Linked DNA regions of Homo sapiens: all the other regions are linked to region 2. A link is an interaction called in ENCODE POLR2A ChIA-PET data of the cell type or tissue named here. Cell type or tissue: PC-9. All regions are shown on one strand. Each heading gives the region's core, and the rest is flanking DNA. Links, peaks and the distances in the headings are about the cores only. Region 1 overlaps LINC02594 (long intergenic non-protein coding RNA 2594). Region 2 overlaps LOC107984979 (a long non-coding RNA gene). Region 3 has its middle 5.6 kb from the start of PYY.

The links. ChIA-PET counts read pairs that join two places held together with the same protein. Peaks named below come from ENCODE experiments on the same cell type or tissue, not always from the same donor. Only the 100,000 strongest peaks of a DNase experiment are listed, where the experiment ranks them.
Region 1: POLR2A ChIA-PET joins it to region 2 with 6 read pairs; 4 of 35 experiments call an interaction of 5 or more read pairs at or near these places.
Region 3: POLR2A ChIA-PET joins it to region 2 with 10 read pairs; 1 of 35 experiments calls an interaction of 5 or more read pairs at or near these places.

Annotation. Positions count from the first base shown.
Region 1 is chr17:43,699,545-43,706,382 of GRCh38, reverse strand. LINC02594 (long intergenic non-protein coding RNA 2594) reads right to left here. Exons shown (of 4, transcript NR_184089.1): 4 at 1-954. Among named protein-coding and RNA genes, the nearest start is that of LINC02594, 38 kb to the right of the region's middle. RefSeq lists enhancers at 3,643-4,512, 4,630-4,789. In PC-9, for the core only: no CTCF peak of the experiment used is centred there; a DNase peak (open chromatin) is centred at 5,632; H3K27ac peaks cover 921 bases.
Region 2 is chr17:43,838,897-43,845,734 of GRCh38, reverse strand. LOC107984979 (a long non-coding RNA gene) reads right to left here. Exons shown (of 3, transcript XR_001753057.2): 2 at 5,787-5,878. Among named protein-coding and RNA genes, the nearest start is that of CD300LG, 4.9 kb to the left of the region's middle. In PC-9, for the core only: a CTCF peak has its summit at 4,946; DNase peaks (open chromatin) are centred at 2,334, 2,844 and 4,744; H3K4me3 peaks cover 1,283 bases; H3K27ac peaks cover 2,321 bases.
Region 3 is chr17:43,956,109-43,962,946 of GRCh38, reverse strand. It overlaps a transcript of PYY not described here. Among named protein-coding and RNA genes, the nearest start is that of PYY, 5.6 kb to the right of the region's middle. In PC-9, for the core only: no CTCF peak of the experiment used is centred there; a DNase peak (open chromatin) is centred at 3,756.

The DNA of each region.
Region 1 (6,838 bases), core at 1,283-6,282, 140 kb after region 2:
AAACACTCTAGAAATGGTAGCTGCTGTTATTAGTATAAATTCACTCACTCATTGACCCAGCAAATACATACTGAGTACTATATGTGCCAGGCACAATTTTAGGTGCTAAGGACATAACGGCAAACAAAACAGATGAAGCCCCTGCCGTTTGTGCAACTTCTACTGGGGAAACATGATAATAGACAAATGAATACATTAAAGAATCTGGCCTCTGCGAGAGGTCATGTGATGTGGTCAAGGAGGATGTCTCTGAGGAGGTAGCACCTAGGAGCCTGAATTTACCAAGAAGGAAACTGAGTCTCAAAAGTTCAACTTTGGAGGACCGGGCATGGTGATTCATGCCTGTAATCCCAGCGAGCTGGGAGACCAAGGCAGACAGATTGCTTGAGCCCAGGAGTTCAAGACCAGGGTGGGCAACATAGCTAGACCCTGTCTCTGCAAAAAATTTAAAAATTAGCCAGGCGTGGTGGTGCATGCCTGTAGTCCCAGCTACTCAGGAAGCTGAGGTGAGAGGGTCACTTGAGCCCAGGAGTTGGAGGCTGCAGTGAGCTATGATCACGCCACTGCACTCCAGCCTGGATGACACAGTGAGGCCCTGTCTCTAACAAAAAAAAGTTCAACTTTGGGCAGCAGGTGCACACCGCAGATGTTTGGGAGAGAGGGGCAGGAGGATAATCTTCAGGAGAGGGAAGGAACAATCTTAGTGGAAAGGCACTAGGTGGTCAGGCAGCAGCTGCCATGGAGAAGTCATGGGTTGCTGAACTGTTGGAATCCCAGCTCTCTAGCTTTAGTCCGAAAGGCTCCTCATGATGACCTGAAGGTCGCTGTGGAGGAGAAAGTGCCCAGGCAGTGGAGCTGGAGAGACCCAGCTTCAGATCCTGGCCCTGGGTGACTTGCTGTGTGGCCTCAGACACCTGCTGCATCTCTCCCAGGCTGCATCTTCTCTCCTGTAAACTGGGAACAAGAAGACATAGGTCACAGGGTCATTGGCAAGGTTGTGTGGGACCATACTTGTCAAGAACATGGCACACATTGGCACTCAGCAAGTGCCAAGTCTCCTGAAACTGAGGCTGAAAGAAAGGAAGTGACTTGTCCAAGATCACACAGTGAGTTGTGGCAGAGAATAGGCAAGCTTGGGTCCAGTGTTCTCACTCCTGATAGCCAAGAACACAGCTTCTCCCGCGGCCAGCTAGAGGGTCTTTGCAGGGCAATTGCTGATAGGCAGCAGGTCAGAAAGGATTTCAGAGGAGGAAGGATTAGGATCAAGCAAAGAGACACCCCTATTTGGCATGCACCTGAGTTAGTGCAAAACAAGCCATTCAGATTTCAACTTCCGGCATTCATTTACTTTCAACAGCTAAGCATGTTGGAGATACCTCCTAGGAGCTACAGAGCTGACTTGCGGGGTAGAGGGAGGCTGGAGGTATGGGAAGGGGGCTGTATGGAAAGGAGACATATTTCCCCAGCACAACCCCGTCTGGCATTCCCAGACAGCCCCGCCTCTCCCCATTTGACAAATCCCACTTCCCGCCTGGGATCCAAGGGGTCTCCAAGATTAAAAATCTGGTCACCCACTGGTTACAGCGCAAATGGCTCCTATTACGAGAGGGCTCTAGGGGCCTGGGAACCCAGCAAGGGGTGGGCAGGCGCCTGCTGACACAGCCTTACCCAGGGGCAGGCCCATTCACTGCCCACACAGAGGTGGGAGGTGGGGGCCCTACCTGGGGTCCCTGCACCTCGACAGTAATTACTGCTTTCTGGCTGGCCACTGCCCAGACCACCTTGTTGATGGGAACTTGGTCCCAGGCTGAACAGGGCTTGGCCCTACTGCTCAAGGGCCCCCCCTTCCCACGACTGAGGCATGGGGGAGGGGTGTTGGCGGGGGAGGGTTCAGACTCCCAGCAGCCTAAGGAAGAAGCAGCGAGATTCAGGGACAGTGGACGTAGAAACTGGGACTGATAGTCTGGGCAGGCTCTTAGGGTTTAAATCACACTTTTAGCCAAGGGACCCCCCGGTGCACCCTCAGAAGTCTTCTGGATATAACTTCAGACACCTGGGTCCCCTAATGCATAACTACCGTGACAGCAGGTATAACTGGTATGTCAAACAAGCATAACTCCTAGGATCATCAATACACAACTTTATTTTTGTCTCCTACCTTCCTTTAGACTTTCTTTAGTGCAAGTAATCTCCCCTGTTTCTGAATTGGAACTCCCGCAGGCCCATAACTTTTCTGCCCAATCCTAGGTAGAATAGAGTCCTGAAGTTACTTTAAGTCACAAGAAACATCTCAGTTCTGATGCTAGAATATCCAGTCCAAGACAGTGACCAAAACTGAACCTGATTTAGTGACAAGCTTTCCCCCTCCCGGGTGGGCAGCCTGCAGTGAGAGAGGAGGCCAGTGGCATTTTCCTCAGTTTCTCAGCAGTGCCGTACCCAGCCTGGTCTTCAGCTCTCTGGGGTGGAGCCTGGGGAGAAAGAGGGGGAGGCCAGGGCAGTCCTACCCTGGGAAACAGGCTTTGGGCCTCTGGCTGGCCTTGGCCTATGTCTAACACCAGCTCTTTAGGCCTTGGTTAGGAGAAAGTCAATACATTTCTGGGTTTTGTGCAATATTCCTGTAGTAAGAATGGTCCCCTAGAGTAACAATGACTAAAACAAGATAATATCTACATTCATACTCTGACACAATTCTCACTTATTCTGCAAACTCTGATTAAAGGTCCATATGTGATTAACGCTGGGATAGCCCTGGAGATGCAGAAAACAGCCTTGTTGGGATGTTTGATGCCCTTGGCTTCATCACCCATCTCACAATGACCAGAAACTCAATGACACCCAGGTGAGGAGAAACTCATTTTTATCCCTGTTTAGTCAATAACCAGGAAGCACGGGGCTTACAATCTAGAGAACACTTCTAAAGACTACATCTTCAGCAGTACCCACTTTACTGATGGGGAAATAAGCCTCAGAGAGATTAACTAATGTGCCTAATGATATTTGGTAACTGACAAGGTTTAGACTCTAACCAAGGTCTTCTGGTCCTAACTTCAGAGTCCTGTGCACTTAAGACCACAATCTGACTCTCTTTTGTTGTCTGTGTGAGAGAAGAGTGAGGCAGGGATCTGAGTACATGAGAACGAACCAGGGAGGAAGGGCAGGCAGGCTAAACTCTCCCCGGGATCAGCAGAAAGCGGCCAGGACTCAGACACTCACTGTGGCCATGGAAGCTGCAAGGCAGATTTAAACTCCAGACATTTGAGACACCACGTAAGCCCTCCAGTACTGTAATATTTTTGGCGAGAGGAAGATGCAAGGAACACTTAAGATTTGGAATTGTTAACAGCAGTGAAAACACTACTTGAAAGCTGAAGGGAATAGCATGATGCCTGCTTGCAGCTCCCAGCTCACATTCATCCCCTCAGCCACCCAACATAAGGAGTTTATTTTCCCAAGAGTTCAAACAGGAGTCCCAGAACAGATCCTCATTGGCTCAGGCGGGTCACATGTCCCTCCCTAAACCAATCACTATAGCTAGAGGATTTGGAGCCCTGATTGGTCAGGCCTGGGTCATGTGGTTGATTTGGAGTACGCAAGGTGGAGTTAGCTCCCCGGCCCTACTTACAATGTGGGTAGGGAAGAGCTCTTAGCAGAAGGGGGAAGGGGGAACGGGAAATGGGAAATTAGATAAGAAAGAGGGCTTTGTACCACAGAAGGATTTCTACTTTATAGATTGGCAGTAGGAGCCCACAAATGCTTTCACATGGGAAAAGACATTTTCAATGTTGGGGGTCATGAAGGTGAATAAGGCAGCCAAGAAATTGTTGCTACCTAATCATTAGGTGTCAGTTAAACATGCATAGTATCGGCTGGGCGTGGTGCTGTAATCCCAGCACTTTTGGAGGCCGAGGCAAGTGGATTGTCTGAGCTCAGGAGTTCGAGACCAGCCTGGGCAACATGGCAAAAGCCGGTCTCTACAAAAAATGCAAAAATTAGTTGGGTGTGGTGGCACTGCCTGTGGTCCCAGCTACTCGGGAGGCTGAGGTGGCAGGATTGCTTGAGCCCCGAGTTGAGGCTGCAGTGAGCTGAGATTGCACGACGGCACTCCAGTCTGAGTGAAAGAATGAGGACCGGGCGCGGTGGCTCACGCCTGTAATCCCAGCACTTTGGGAGGCCGAGGTGGGCGGATCACGAGTTCGGGAGATCGAGACCATACTGGCTAACGCGGTGAAACCCCGACTCTACTAAATATACAAAAAATTAGCCGGGCGTGGTGGCAGGTGCCTGTAGTCCCAGCTACTCGGGAGGCTGAGGCAGGAGAATGGAGTGAACCAGGGAGGCGGAGCTTGCAGTGAGCCAAGATCACGCCCCACTGGACTCCAGCCTGGGCGACAGAGCGAGACTCCGTCTCAAAAAAAAAAAAAAAAAAGAATGAGACCCCATCTCTAAAAAAAAATAAAAAATAAAATAAACATGCATAGTATCTATTAATGTAAGTTACTCGGCAATATGGACAATGAGTAAGAGGGTAAAATCTGGTTCTGTCACTTACCAGACTTTGAAGGAGTTACTTAATTTCTCTTTGCCTCAGTTTCCTCATCTGCAAAATGAGGACAGTAACAATAACTGCTCCTAGGTTTGTTGTGCAGATTAAACAAATGTATACACCGTAAGGCACTTCAAGAAGGGGTAGTCAGAGTGTTTGCTTCAGTTCCCAGGAGCTGGGAGACCTCACATCCTGGCGGAGCCTCTAGTTCTGGCTGCACAGACCTGACTAGCCTGGCCTGGCCGCAGTAGCTGGCCCTGAGTAGTGACCCGCTCGCCCGCTGCCCTCGGAAGCCTCACTTGGCTGACAAACAGGAAGGTGGCAGGGCTGCCTGCGTGCCCTTGCCGCCCCCACAGCCCTGTGTCTGGCCCCAACCCTCATCTCTACTCGCGGCTGCGGTGAACTTGGATGGTGCTACTCTCACCACAAACCACAGTCCGTCACAAATTGCCGTGTGGTGAGTAGCGAGCACATTTATAATTGATGAAATCAGGGGGTGAGAGCTCATCGCTGAGATGCTCAGTAAACAAAGACCTGGTCCTTGGGTGGGGGAGGGGGTGCTTGAGAGTAAACAAGGGGACAGGAATGTTGGGGGGCTTAACTCTCCTGGAGAGTACATGAAAGGTCTCACCCACCAGCTTTTGTTTTTATTATTAAGCTTATTTTAAAGAGTTTCAATCCTATAGAAAAGTTGCACGAATATATAGACTCACATAGATTCCTTTTTTTTTAGAGACCGGGCCTCAGTCTGTCTCCCTGGCTGGAGTGCAGTGCTGCAATCATAGCTCACTGCAGCCTCAAACTCCTGAGGTCCTCTGATCATCCCACTTCAGCCTCCCAAGAAGCTGGAAGTACAGGCGTATACCACCGTGCCCACGTAATTTTTACTTTTTTTTTTTTTTGTAGAGATGGGGTCTCACTATGTTGCCCAGGCTGGTCTCAAACTCCTGGCCTCAAGTGATCCTCCTATCTCAGCTTCCCAAAATGTTGGGATTTACAGGTGTGAGTCACTGCACCTGGCCTAATAATTATATTCTTCAGTCTTTTCTTACTAGTCTGTTCTTAGTCTCATTCTGTTTAACCATTTGTGAGTAAGCTGCAGAGATCATGAACTTCCCTGCTAAATACCTCAAGGACATTTTCTTACATACCTATAAGAATGACTAACGGCCGGGAGCGGTGACTCATGCCTGTAATCCCAGCACTTTGGGAGGCTGAGGCGGGCAGATCACGAGGTCAAGAGATCGAGACCATCCTGGCCAACATGTTGAAACCCTGTCTCTACTAAAAGTACAAAAACAAGCTGGGTGTGGTGGCACCCGCCTGTAGTCCCAGCTACTCAGGAGGCCGAAGCAGGGGAATCGCTTGAACCCGGGTGGCAGAGGTTGCAGTGAGCCGAGATCACACTATTGCACTCCAGCCTGGTGACAGAGCAAACTCCGTCAAAAAAAAAAAAAAAAAAGAATGACTAATATCAGAAAATGTAATAACACAATACTAATATAAAATCCATGTTCAAATCTCACCAATTATCCAATACAATCCTTTTTAGCAACTCTTTTTTCCCAATCAAACCTGATTAGCCTTTCAATAGTCAAGGTCCCAGGTAATTGTCACCCTTGGTCCCCCACCCCACTGGGGGCTAGAATCCCACAGTCAGGTAGGAGTGATGAAGCTGTGGTCAGATCAGAAAACAAGGCCAAGCTTAGGATAACAGCTGGAGCCAGATGTAGAATCTGGCTAAGTAAGCTCTGGGAGCCCTGGAAGCTGTTTCCAGAAGGTCCCCAGGGATGGGAGCCCAGGTGAGCAGGGAGAGAGGCATGGAAGCTCTTACTGGGATCCCAAGGGAGACAGGAGGCTCTCACACTTCTGTCACAGCAGCCAAACCCTGGGCATGGACAGGTGGGGACAGGAGAGATGTTAGGAAGATAGGGAGGAGATCATCAACATTTCAGGCACAGAAGCTGGCAGAAGAGAGACACCTTTGTCATCTGTATTATGCTAATTGGTTAGTCTGTATATTTATTTAACAAATGTCTATTGCACCCTTACTGTATGCCAAAAACTATTTTAAGTGCTGGGGATACAGACCCAGTTCCAACCTTAAGGTGTTTATGTTCTATTGGGAGATGGGATAGTTTGCACTGTTGTTGTGAAAACGGTCACCCCCCCATCCCCTCCCACTCCCCTTCACAACAGGTGTAAGAGAGTAAACTTGCCCAATCCACTGCTATTACACTTGGCCATGAGACTTCTTTGGCCACTAGAATGTTAGCGGTGTGTCATGATCACCCT
Region 2 (6,838 bases), core at 717-5,716:
CGCCTGTCATCCCAGCACTTTGGGAGGCTGAGGCGGGTGGATCACCTGAAGTCGGGAGTTTGAGACCAGCCTGACCAACATGGAGAAACCCAGTCTCTACTAAAAATATAAAATTAGCCAGGCATGGTGGTGTATGCCTGTAATCCCAGCTACTCAGGGAGGCTGAGGCAGGAGAATCGCTTGAACCCAGAAGGTGGAGGTTGTGGTGAGCTGAGATCACACCATTGCACTCCAGCCTAGGCAACAAGAGTGAAATTCTATCTAAAAAAAGAAAAAAAAGTATTTGTTTATTTACTTATTTTTGAGACAGGTCTCACTCTTGTTGCCCAAACTGGAGTGCAGTGGCGCCATCACAGCTCACTGCAGCCTCAAACTCCCAGGCTGAAGTGATCCTCCCACCTCAGCCTCCCAAGTAGCTGGCACTACAGGCGTGCACCACTGTTGCCTGGCTAATTTTTTATTTTTAGTAGAGACAGGGTCTTGTTATGTTGTCAGGCTTTTCTCAAACTCCTGGCTTCATGCGATCCTCCCACGTCGGCCTCCCAAAGTGCTGGGATTACAGGCACGAGCCACCATGCCCGGCCTTAAAGTAATACTTATTCTAGCATTTGATAGCATATCTTTGCTCTTCTATTTATTTATTTTTGTCCTTACACAGAATAATTTCTGATCCTCTACATTTCTTAAATTCAGACTTATTTATTATATGCAAGGACGAGCATCTGACACTTCATTATGCTTTCTAGTGTCATGGGACCTGAGCACTGACAGATTGAAATATGTGTTATTTGGTTATAAATTGCTTTCCTTTTATTTTTTCTCCCTAGTATAGCTCAGGCACTATAGTGTGATTTTAAAGAAGTAAGTGCTTGTGAAGGCATATTATTTATGATTGTCATTTTAGGAGAGTAAGCGAGGTGTTATTAAATGTTTATTTATATAAAGAGCATGTTGAGTGGATCCCTACCCTCTTCCTGCATATTTGAAGGTCCTTCCCCTCCATTTCCCAGCCCCACACCTAGCCCAGGAGGCTGGCTCAAGAACTCCATTAGAAACAGATTCACCAGACTGGGAAGTGGAGCAAGGGCTGGGGAGAAGGGTGAAAGTGAGGTGCTGGCATGAGCCTCGCACCTAGTTCCACCTTAGGCCACACTCTGGGGTAGATGGGGCCAACAGACAGACCTCCGTGGTGGGCTGGGGATCTGAGAAGAGAGGATATTTTTGTCCTGCTTCCCACCAGAAGCATGGGGAGGTGCCCCACCATCACTGCACCTGGGAGAGGCAATGAGGCACAAGGGCTCCTGGACAGGTCACTGGGCTCGTGACAGCCTCATCACATCCTCAGGAAGGCCTCTGTGTGCCCAAGAGGTACAGTGGCAGGGATGAGGGGACTGAGCTGCTTGGTCTTCGATGGCCACCCTGGTCCAATTCCTCTCGGTTTGGACTTGGACTAAATCACTTCAGCTGCTCCAAGAGGGTCACTTGCTCCTCTTAGATCAAGGTTTCCCCAACCTCAGTACTGTTGACATTTTAAGTTAGATAATTCTTTGTTGTGGGAGACTGTCCTGTGAATTATAGGATGTTTAGCAGCATCTCCAGCTGTACCCCCTAGATGCCAGTAGTCCCTTCCCAGTTGTGATAATCAAAAATGTCTCCAGGCTGGGTGAGGTGGCTCATGCTTATAATCCCAGCACTTTGGGAGGCCAAGGTGAGTGGATCACTTGAGCCCAGGAGTTTGAGACCAGCCTGGGCAACATGACAAAACCCCGTCTCTGCAAAAAATACAGAAAATTAGCCAAGCATGGCAGTGTGCACCTGTGGTCCCAGCTACACACAGGCTGAGGTGACAGAATCACCTGAGCATGGGAGGTCGAGGCTGTAGTGAGTCGAGATCCCATCACTGCACGCCAGCCTGGGTGATGGGAGTGAGACCTTGTCTCAAAAAAAAAAAAAAAAAAAAAAAGGCCGGGCGCAGTGGCTCACGCCTGTAATCCCAGCACTTTGGGAGGCCGGGGTGGGCGGATCACAAGGTCAGGAGATCGAGACCATCCTGGCTAACACGGTGAAACCCCGTCTCTAAAAAAATAAAATACAAAAAAATTAGCTGGGCATGGTGGCGGGCACCTGTAGTCCCAGCTACTCGGGAGGCTGAGGCAGGAGAATGGCGTGAACCCGGGAGGTGGAGCTTGCAGTCAGCTGAGATCACGCCACTGCACTCCAGCCTGGGTGACAGAGCAAGACTCTGTCTCAAAAAAAAAAAAAAAAAAAAAGCCTCCAGGCATTGTCAAACATCCCACTGAGAGGCAAAAATACCCTGGGTTGAGAACTGCTGTCTTAGATGATGAATAACTGTGGAACAAATAAGTGCACTTTTGTGTAAGTTATGTTTATTGTTTATGTAGGTCAGGGTGTTCCATCTTTTGGCTTCCCTGGGCCAAGAAGAAGAATTGTCTTGGACCACACATAAAATACAGTAACACCAGTGATAGCTGATGAGTTAAAAAAATAATCTCATAATGTTTTAAGAAAGCTTACGAGTTTGTTTGGGGCTTCATTTAAAGCCATCCTGGCTGCATGCAGCCCGTGGGCCGCGGGTGGATAAGCTTGATGCAGGCATAGTAACACGGTTTTGGAAACAGGACAGTGGGCAGAACCTAATGCTGAACCCCAGAATCAGGTAAAACTGCGTCCTTCTTTCCTCAGTGGAGCTGGGCCATCCTCGTAATACTCAGGGTGAGGTGTGGTGTATCAGTTTAGAACACACACTTTTTGCAGGTGGGCCAGCTCACCAGAGAAAAGGAAGAAGAGAGCCGGGTTACACACGCCTTGTTCCTCCTTCAACATTCATCAATCAAATCAGCAGAGGCATGGAGAAAGGCGTGGAGAGGTGTAGAGAGAGGCGTGGAGAGGCGTGGAGAGAGGCGTGGAGAGGCGTGGAGAGAGGCGTGGAGAGGCGTGGAGAGAGGCGTGGAGAGGCGTGGAGAGAGGCGTGGAGAGGCGTGGAGAGAGGCGTGGAGAGAGGCGTGGAGAGGCGTGGAGAGAGGCGTGGAGAGGCGTGGAGAGAGGCGGGGAGAGGCGTGGAGAGAGGCGTGGAGAGGCGTGGAGAGAGGCGTGGAGAGGCGTGGAGAGGCGTGGAGAGAGGCGTGGAGAGGCGTGGAGAGAGGCGTGGAGAGGCGTGGAGAGAGGCGTGGAGAGGCGTGGAGAGAGGGGTGGAGAGGCGTAGAGAGAGGCGTGGAGAGGCGTGGAGAGAGGCGGGGAGAGGCGTGGAGAGGCGTGGAGAGGCGTGGAGAGAGGCGTGGAGAGGCGTGGAGAGGCGTAGAGAGAGGCGTGGAGAGGCGTGGAGAGAGGCGTGGAGAGGCGTGGAGAGAGGCGTGGAGAGGCATGGAGAGGCGTAGAGAGAGGTGTGGAGAGGCGTAGAGAGAGGCGTGGAGAGAGACTAAGAGTTTTGTGCCAGTGGGGTTCTCTGCTCATGGAAGGAAACATCAGGAGTGGGGAAGACGTGTCCCCGGCAAAGACAAATGAGCCACAAGACAGGAAGATTTGGATTCCTGAGCTACCACTTGGAAGACAGCTGCCCTGGACAGCCACCAAGCGTGCGGCGGACTTGGAATGAGCAAGAGATAGACTTTTCTGTGTTTAGCCACGGAGATCTTGCAGTTTGCTAGTTGCTGTAGCACAGTGTAGACCACCACCATGCTTTTTGTTTTCCGTCATACATTCATCCTCTAGTCTCCTCGCAGCTTCCCTACCCTAGCTGGTTGCAAACTCGATTTTTCAACTTTCTCCATCAAACAAATCTGAAAACTCCCTTTCAATTTTTTTTTTTTTTTTTTTTTTTTTTTGAGACAGCAGGCGCGATCTCGGCTCACTGCAACCTCCACCTCCTGGGTCCAAGCGATTCTCGTGCCTCAGCCTCCTGAGTAGCTGGAATTACAGGCACGTGCCACCATGCCCAGCTCATTTTCTGGTATTTTTAGTAGAGACAGGGTTTCACCATGTTGGCCAAGCTGGTCTCAAACTCCTGACCTCAAATGATCTGCCTGCTTCGGTCTCCCAAAGTGCTGGGATTACAGGTGTGAGCCACCGCACCCGGCCCCTTTCAAATTTTTTATGTTAACCAATTACTTCGGGGAATGACAGGGAAAATGATGGAGGAGGGCAGTAATGGGAGACTGGTAATGCCTCAGGAGCTCAATCAGTAAATGCCCACGTTTACTGATAGGTAAATTTCAAATCTTCTCAGAAACTTTGAAGGCTAACTGCAATGTGTTATCTTGGACTGGATCCCAGAACAGAGAAAGGATATTAGTGGAAAAACTAGTGAAAGATTAATAAAGTCTGGAATTTCCTTAATAATAACATTCCAATGTTCATGTCTTAGTTTTGACAAATGTATCATGATTATGTAAGATGCTAACATTAGAGAAAACAGGGGAAAGGGTGTTCAGGAACTCTCTGTACTATCTTTGCAACTTTTCTGTAAATCTAAAATTATTCCAAAATATAAAGTTTATTAAGAAAAAAGAAAGTATACTGGGGAGGCTGAGGTGGGAGGATCACTTGAGCCTGAGGGGTCGAGGCTGCAGTCAGCCGTGAGCATGTCACTGCACTCCAGCCTGGGTGACAGAGCGAGACTGTCTTAAAAAAAAAAAAAAAGCAGTGAAAAGCTAAAAAGAGCATGGGGGTTCCCAGGCATAAGTCTGCATGCAAGTAGACAGGAAGCCAGAAAGATAAGCTCAGTGTATGTGCTTGTTTTCCCTGTGGGCATTTACTGATTCCAAAGCAGCAGCGAAGAGGATGAACTAGGAGTCTAGGGCCCTCTGGGGGCAGGGAATGGAATCTGGCATATTTTTGGTCACATTAGGCTGGGACCCCAAAAGGCTGTACAAACCAGGCCACCATGGACTTCCACCCAGCTTTCTGTCATTTAGGTGTCCCAGGAAACTTCAAGCTTTGAACTTGAATTAAAAGTGGCTCTTGTCTGGCAGCACCTTCCCCATCCCTACCCTCGGGTACCTTAAAGATATTAGTGAAAAATCCTTTCTGGAGGAAAATAGCATCAGCCTAAGCTGATCATTTTTACAAGTAGTTTTTTCAAATACCATCTAATATATAATCAAAGATAACCAAATCTATGAGAAGACTCAATAAGCAAGAATATGCAGAAACAACAAAACAGACCCGTGGGGACTCCATATACTGTAAATAGCAGGATCAGCCTTAACACAACTATTCTTACTGTGCTCAAGGAGGTAAAAGTCAAGCTTGACATTTTTGGCAGGGAACTGGAAAGAACAAAAAGTGACAGCAGATTTGAAAAAAGCACAACATAAGAATTCTAGGACTGGCTGGGAATGGTGGCGCATGCCTGTAGTCCCAGCAACTTGGGAGGCTGAGGCTGGAGGATCGCTTGAACCCGGGAGGCGGAGGTTGTAATGAGCTGAGATCGTGCCATTGCATTCCAGCCTGGGTGACAGAGCAATACTCTGTCTCAAAAAAATAAAACAAAAATAAAAATAAGAGAAATAGGTAACAAAAGCCACAAACAATAGGAAAAGTTATCAGAAATCTCAAAAAACAAAACAAAACAAAAAAACCCCAAAACCCCAGTACAGTAATTTCCCTTCTCATTGAGAAGTAAATGGAGCTGAGCCTGCCCTTTCTCCACCCGCTTCTGACTTGCCCTCTTGCTGCATGCCTGGGCACTAGCCCATTGCTCCTCTTGGAATTATTTCTGGTTCCCTATGGTGTCTGGGCTGAATGCCAAATGCAATGACAATGCACACCTGTAGCCTGAAGCAGATTCTCTCTGTCACCTCTTCAAGGATCGTTGGCATTCTCTTTTTTTCCAGAGCATGCTTGGTAAAGTCTCTTCTCCCTGTCCAGATGGACCCAAAGTCATTCATTCCTCTGGCATTGAGCTCATCTTCCTGTTCCCTGTGCAGCTGCTCTAAACGAGCACCTTGACCGAGCCCTGGCTGGGTGAGGCGACTCCTGCCCTGAGCTTCCGGCCATCTGGGCCAACTCCGCCCTGGCTGCACCTGCCCTGTCCTATGATGCAGCCTCTCCCAGCACTCCTGCTCCAAGCTCTCATCCACCTAAACATCTCTCTCTGCTTCTCTTTTCTTCCATTCTGCTTGCCCAAATATCCTCTGGACTAAAGGACATGTACATATAATATTTTAACAAATATTACCAGATCGTGTCCCAGAAAGTTTGCACCAAATAATATTCCTTCCAAATGTGTAAATGTGTCTTTTCCCCACATCCTTGATAGCACTGGATGTCAACAGACTTAAACATTTTTGTCTTAACAAGGGACATTGCCTCCTATTTTGGCTAAGAATTCTTCGATTATGAGTGAGGTTGTGCATCTTTTGGATTTTTTTTCCTTTTTTTTTTTTTTTAAACAGGAGATCTAGCATCAGTTTTCTGTGTTTATTGGCTATGTATTTTTTGTATTAGACTATTTTCTTTGACCGTTTAAAATTTTTTCATCTTTTCTCATTTATGTAAACTCTTTTAAATTGAGGAATTTAACTTTATCATATTGCATATGATATCATATGTTGCAAATAATATTTTTACCTATAAAAATGTTTACCCTTTTTTAAATCACACATATCCACCTTTTCCTTTATAGATTTGGATTTGGAATTTACTTAGAAATGTTTCCCTCACTGCAGCCGGGCGCGGTGGCTCATGCTTGTAATCCCAGCACTTTGGGAGGCCAAAGCGGGCGGATCACGAGGTCAAGAGATCGAGACCATCCTGGCTAACACGGTGAAATCCCGTCTCTACTAAAAATACAAAAAATTAGCCTGGCGTGGTGGCAGGC
Region 3 (6,838 bases), core at 1,067-6,066, 120 kb before region 2:
GCTCTTAGTGGCTTATCTGTGGGTTCAGTACCATAAGGGAGCCCTGGCGGGTCAGTGCTGAGAGCTCAGGGGACAAGAACTTCTCCAGGCCCTTTAGACTTGAACGAGGGCATTGGTGCCCTTGCCCTCGCCTGCTACTGTGATGGCTGTTTCAGCAGCTGTGTGCCGCCCCCCAAAAAATGCCCATTGCACTTTCCAGGTAACACCTGTTGACTACATCTCAAGTCATACAAATCAGAGGCAAACTGAAGTGTTTATGCCCCTAAATTCATCAGTCATTGGTTAAACCCGCCCCTGGGGAATGGGGAAGCCCCAGGCACTTCCAACGTGATGCAGGCAAATTGGTCCCGGCAGTCTGAGGGCACCCCTGTGACTAAAAGATTCCTTCATTCACGTGGTCAAGAATGCTCATTTTTTGTACAGCATGGTGACTATAGTTAATAGTTAATAATACTGTACTATAGAGTGTAGATCTTAAGCATTCTCACATAAGAAAAAGTAACAATGTGAGGTGATGGATGTGTTAATTTGGTTGCAGTAATCATTTTACAATGTATACATATATCAAATCATCACATTGTACACTTTAAGTATATACAATTTTATTGGTTAATGATACCTCAATAAAGCTGGAAAATGGCTCATTTTTACATTTCCATTTGGCATTGCATTAAGGGTCATGGAAGGGGGGAAATAGAGGAGTGAGAGGGTACCCCCATTCCTTCTAATAGCACATTTTGAGAGTGGCACACATCACTCTTGCTCACATCCATTGGCCGGAACTTAGTCACAAGAAGTCACTTGGCTGCAAGGGAGACTGGGAAATGTAGTGATTAGCTGGGAAGCCATATACTCAGCTAAACTCTATTGTAAGAGAAGAAGGGGAAAATAGGTACTGGGGAACAATTTATGGTCTCTTTCCTAAGACTGATGGGAAAGAGTGAAAGGAAAAGATGCGTGAGGTAGGGTGACAGGCTCCCACTTCCAGGCAGGGGATTGAGGGAGGAGGAGGATGCATGCTGAGGTGAAGGCCACTTTCAATGTGGTAAGAGATAGCTGAGTTTGGAGGCAGAGAAGACAGAAATTGGGCTGGCATGAGGGTTGGGGAAAATGGAATAAAACAGGCCGGGCACGGTGGCTCACGCCTATAATCTCAGCACTTTGGGAGGCTGAGGTCAGGAGTTCAAGACCAGCCTGGCCAACATGGGGGAAACCCTGTCTCTACTAAAAATACAAAACTTAGCCGGGTGTGGTGGCGCACTCCTGTAATCCCAGCTACTCGGGAGGCTGAGGCACAAGAATCACTTGAACCCAGGAGGCGGAGGTTGCAGTGAGCTGAGATTGCGCCACTGCACTCCAGCTTGGGTGACAGAGCGAGACTCCATCTCAAAAAAAGTAAAAAGAAAAAGAAAATGGAGCAAAACAGAGCCAAGGGCCTTCTAGCTAGGCATGGCCACGTGACTAAGTTCTGGCCAATGGGACAGGAGCACAGGAAGCAATGCAGCTTCCTCATCATACTCTTTATTTCCAACTTTTAAATTGAGGGGTACATGTACAGGATGTGCAGGTTTGTTACATAGGTAAATATGTGCCATGGTGGTTTGCTGCACAAATCATCCCATCACCTAGGTATTAAGCCCAGCAGCCATTAGCTATTCTTCCTGATACTTTCCCTCCTCCCCGACTTTGCTTTTTTGGTTTGCTTGTTTGTTTTTTTTTTTGAGATGGGGTTTTGCTCTGTTGCCCAGGCTGGAGTGCAGTGGAGCAATCACAACTCACTGCAGCTCTGACTCCTCAGGCTCAAGCGATCCTCCCACCTCAGCCTCCCAAGTAGCTGTGACTACAGGCATGCACCACCATACCAGGCTAATTTATTTTTTATTGTTTGGGTAGAGACAGGATCCTGTTATGTTGCCCAGGCTGGTCTCAAATTCCTGGGCTCAAGTGTCCTCCTGCCTCAGCCTCCCAAAGTGCTGAGATTACAGGTGTGGGCCAGGAACCTGACCTCTACCATACCAAACTCTTAACTTCCTTGTTTCTCATCCCGGTGGCCTGGAATGTGAATGTGGGGTAATGAACACCGTTTTTTTTTTTTTTGCGACGGAGTCTTACTCTATCACCCAGGTTGGAGTGCAGTGGCATGATCTCAGCTCACTGCAATCCCCGCCTCCTGGGTTCAAGCAATTCTGCTGCCTCAGTCTCCTGAGTAGCTGGGATTACAGGCACCCGCCACCATGCCTGACTAATTTTTTTGTATTTTTGGTAGAGACGGGGTTTCACCATGTTGGCCAGGCTGGTCTCCAACTCCTGACCTCGGTGATCCACCACCTTGGCCTCCCAAAGTGCTGGGATTACAGGCGTGAGCCACTGCGTCTGGCCTAATGAATATTGTTTTTTTTTTTTTTTTTTTTTTTGAGACAAAGTCTCACTCTCGTCCCTCGGGCTGGAGTGCCTCAGTTCATTGCAACCTCCGCCTCCCAGTTCAAGTGATTCTCCTGCCTCGGCCCACCTGAGTAGCTGGGATTACAGGCACCTGCCACCATGCCTGGCTAATTTTTGCATTTTTAGTAGAGATGGGGTTTCACCATGTTGGCCAGGCTGGTCTAGAACTCCTGATCTCAGGTGACCCACCCGCCTTGGCCTCCCAAAGTGCTGGGATTACAGGTGTGAGCTACCGCGCCCGGCCAAACATTCTTAAACCATGTAGATGGGTGCATAACTTGGAGTAACAAGATAGATGGTGTTTGGGCTCCTTGTAGATCAGAGGCACCCTATCCCCTGGCTACCAGCTTGGTTTCTTATACAAGAGAGAAATAAACATCTATGATATTTAAGCTACCGCTATTTGGTATCTATTAAGGGGGGGTGCATGAATATCTTAGCTAATATGTTCACATGTTGACTGACTGATTCAATAACCTAGGAGCACACACATGCCAGTATCACATCAGATGCCAGGAGCCACAAAGACACAAGTCCATAAGGGCCTGGTGAATCAGGGAGCTGACTGTGTCTGACCTAGGTCAGAACTGTTTCTCCCTGAATCCATACCTCTTTCAGGACTTGAGTTTCTGCACCTGCAGCACAGGCCTCTTGAGACTGTTGGGCCCTTAAAAAAGTTTTGGATTCAAACAGGAGCATTCATGTGGAGGGGATGTGCGCAGAACTCACAGGGGCTGGCGCCCAGGGACCCTCACAGTATCTAATTTCAGGCTTCGCAACACACACCAGCATTTTATTTTTATTTTTATTTTTTTTCTTTTTTGAGACGTAGTCTCGCTCTGTCACCCAGGCTGGAGCGCTGTGGAGCGATCTTGGCTCATTACAATCTCCGCCTCCCAGGTTCAAGTGATTCTCCTGCCTCAGTCTCGCAAGTAGCTGGGATTATAGGCATGCATCACCATACCCAGCTAATTTTTGTATTTTTAGTACAGACAGGGTTTCGACATGGCCAGGCTGGTCTCAAACTCCTGGCTTCAGGTGATCCGCCCGCCTTGGTCTCCCAAAGTGTGGGGATTACAGGCATGAGCCACTGCACCCAGCCTATTTTTATTGGTTTTTAAAAATTCTTTGGTTGTTATTTAAGCCATTAAATAGAAATACCCTTTAAACATTCAAACTATATTGGAAATATATAAAGTACTAGAGAAGCCCTTGTTTTGATATAAACAGGTCTGAGTCATTGACCAGTGTTTTGAAAAAGTCAGCTTAAATGGGCAATCATAAAGACACATACAGGTCTTAGTCACTTTGTTTTGATTTCAAACACAAAATTCACATTGAGGCACGAATTTTTCTTTGGGTGTCTTGACTCAAATTACCCTTTGACTTTCTTGCATAAATCACACCCACAATCCTATAATTTGTCACCTGTTATTTCCAGTTTCTTTAAACTTAAAGACACTTGTGAAGCAATCTGATGTAGCACACTTCTAGATTTTTAGGATTTTCCCTTAATGGTTTATCTTTCACATCTAATTCAACATGTCAGCAAATCTCTTTGTGTATTACTTCCAAAGCATTTAACGTAGTTTGCAAGGAAACAATTCTTTATGCACTCATATTTCATCAGTTTATATAATATTTAATTCAATTATATGATTACAATGACAAATACACCTGGCATAAACAGGCTAGGGACACATCCAACCAAAAGGCAACTCAACCCAGAGGTAGCTGAATTCTTGCTTTTCTAGACCAGGGGTCAGCAAACTACGGCCCTGTGGGCCTGTTTTTGTACATTCTATGGGTTAAAATGCCTTTTAGGGGCCGGGTGTGGTGGCTCACACTCGTAATCCCAGCACTTTGGGAGGCCAAGGCAGGCGGATCACTTGAGGCTGGGAGTTCGAGACCAGCCTGGCCAACATGGTGAAACCCCATCTCTACTAAAAATACAAAAATTAGCCAGGCGTGGTGGCATGTGCCTGTAATTCCAGCTACTTGGGAGGTTGAGGCAGGAGAATCTCTTGAAGGAAGGCAGAGGTTGCAGTGAGCTGAGATCATGCTGCTGCACTCCAGCCTGGGTGACACAGTAAGACTCCGTCTCAAAAAAAAAAAAAATGCCTTTTAGGTCAGGCACAGTGACTCACACCTATAATCTCAGCATTTTGGGTGGCTGAGGCCGAAGGATCCCTTGAGCTCAATAATAATAAAAAGAATGGCTTTTAAAGTGGTTGAATCTGTAAACAGTTGAAATAAACTAAAAAAATTTTATGACATGAAAATTATATAAAATTCAAACTTTAATGTCTGTAAGTAAAGATTTACTGAAGCACTACCATGCCCATTCTTTTTTTTTTTTTTTTTTTTTTGGTGTATTCAGTGGCTGCTTTCAAGCTACGGTGGATGAACCTAACGGTGTCAACAGAAACTCTATGGACCACAAAGCCTAAAATATTTACTATCTGCTCCTTTACAGAGTTTGCCTACCTCTGTCCTAGAGCGAAGCCTGAGCCTTGGGCGCGCAGCACACCACAAGTATCTGTTACTGTGTTTTGCAGAAGCTTCAGGTAAGAGGGAGAGCTCCTAGGAGAGCTCCTACCATAAAAAGTGAAAATCCCTTACTTCTTGGCATCGCTGTTTCCTAAACCCACCCCCTGCTCTTCTCAAGGTAGCTTCATGGTTTGCTTCCTCACTTCCTTCCTGGGCTCAAGTGAGCGATCCTCCAACGTGGTCTCCCAGCGCACTGGGAAAGACATGAGCCACTACACCCGGCTCTGATTTTTCTCTATAGCACTTATCAGACATATTCCATGCTTATTTATTTATTTATGTATTTATTCATTTATTTGAGACAGATTCTCACTCTGTCACCAAGGCTGGAGTGCAGTGGCACCATCTCGGCTCACTGCAACCTCTGCCTCCTGGATTCAAGTGATTCTCATGCCATAGCCTCCTAAGTAGCTGGATTACAGGCGCCCGCCACTGCGCTTGGCTAATTTTTGTAGTTTTAGTAGAGACGGGGTTTCACCATGTTGACCAGGCTGGTCTTGAACTCCTGGCCTCAGATGATCCACCTGCCTTGGCCTCCCAAAGTGCTGGGATTACAGGCGTGAGCCACCGCACCCAGCCTCCATGCTTATTTATTTATTTTCTATTTCCTGTCACTAGAATGTGAGCTCTATAAGGGCAAGGATTTTGCCTGTTTGTTCACTACTCTATCCCAGTGCCTAGATCAGTGCCTGGCACACAGCAGGGACTTAAGTGCTTGTTGAATGAGGATTGAATTACTTTTTTTTTTTTTTTTTTTTGGAGACAGTTTCACTCTGTCGCTCAGGCTGGAGTACAGTGGCGCGATCTTGGCTCACTGCAACCTCTGCCTCCTGGATTCAAGCAATTTTCCTGCTTCAGCCTCCAGAGTAGCTGGGACTACAGGCATGCGCCACGACGCTTGGCTAATTTTTGTATTTGTAGTACAGATGGGGTTTCACCATGTTGGCCAGGCTGGTCTTGAACTCCTGACCTCGTGATCCACTCACCTTGGCCTCCCAAAGTGCTGGGATTACAGGCGTGAGCACCACGCCTGGCCTGAATTACACTTGCTGTATGACAACCTGCTATCTCTAGGACCCTGGGCATGAGGAAATGCCTGAGGGTGGAAAGCAGTGGAGCAGTGCCACACAGTGCATGGTGATCAAAGTGAGGCCTTGTGTGTGGGGAGTGGGTACAGGCAGGTGGGTGATGGGGTACAGAATTCTAAGCCTCTGGGGATGAATGGCAGAGGCCACACCATCTTGATGAGTGGCCCTTGAGCCCACTGGACAAGGAGAATTGTTGGCTGGGGTCCAGGTCCATGGTCTCCCTGACTTGGGGTGGCCTTGCCAGGTGCTCTCAGAATGGGGACCATTCTGATTCTGTCCCCTCCCCTTTGATTCTGTCCCCCACCCTTCAAGGACAAACCGGAGGCAGGTCCTGGTCTCACTTCTACAAAAACAATTGTTTCTGAAGTTTCCCCCCTCACACCCTAGACATGTCTCATGGCCACTGAGTCATGCAGCAATGATGGGTGTGGGTGTGTGGATCGGGGGGTGGCTGAGCCCATTGATCGAGGGCTGAGACATTTTCCCCGCTAATCAACAAGTTAATAAGCTCTTCGATGAGGAGGCGGTGATTAATGAACCAATCAGCTTGCCCTGTAATTGGGGAGTGAGATTGGAGGGTGGGGGTATGAGGGATAGAGAGGGTTTGCGGGGATGTGCGGCTGGCTCCTGGTCCACACTGAGACCACCTAGGGGCCCATTTACTTTGGCTATAAATGAGGAAGTGACTTCTTCAGAGGTTGTAGCCCGAATTCAGGCCACCCCATGCCCTCTAGCTTCTACAGTGTCTCTCCTCTCTT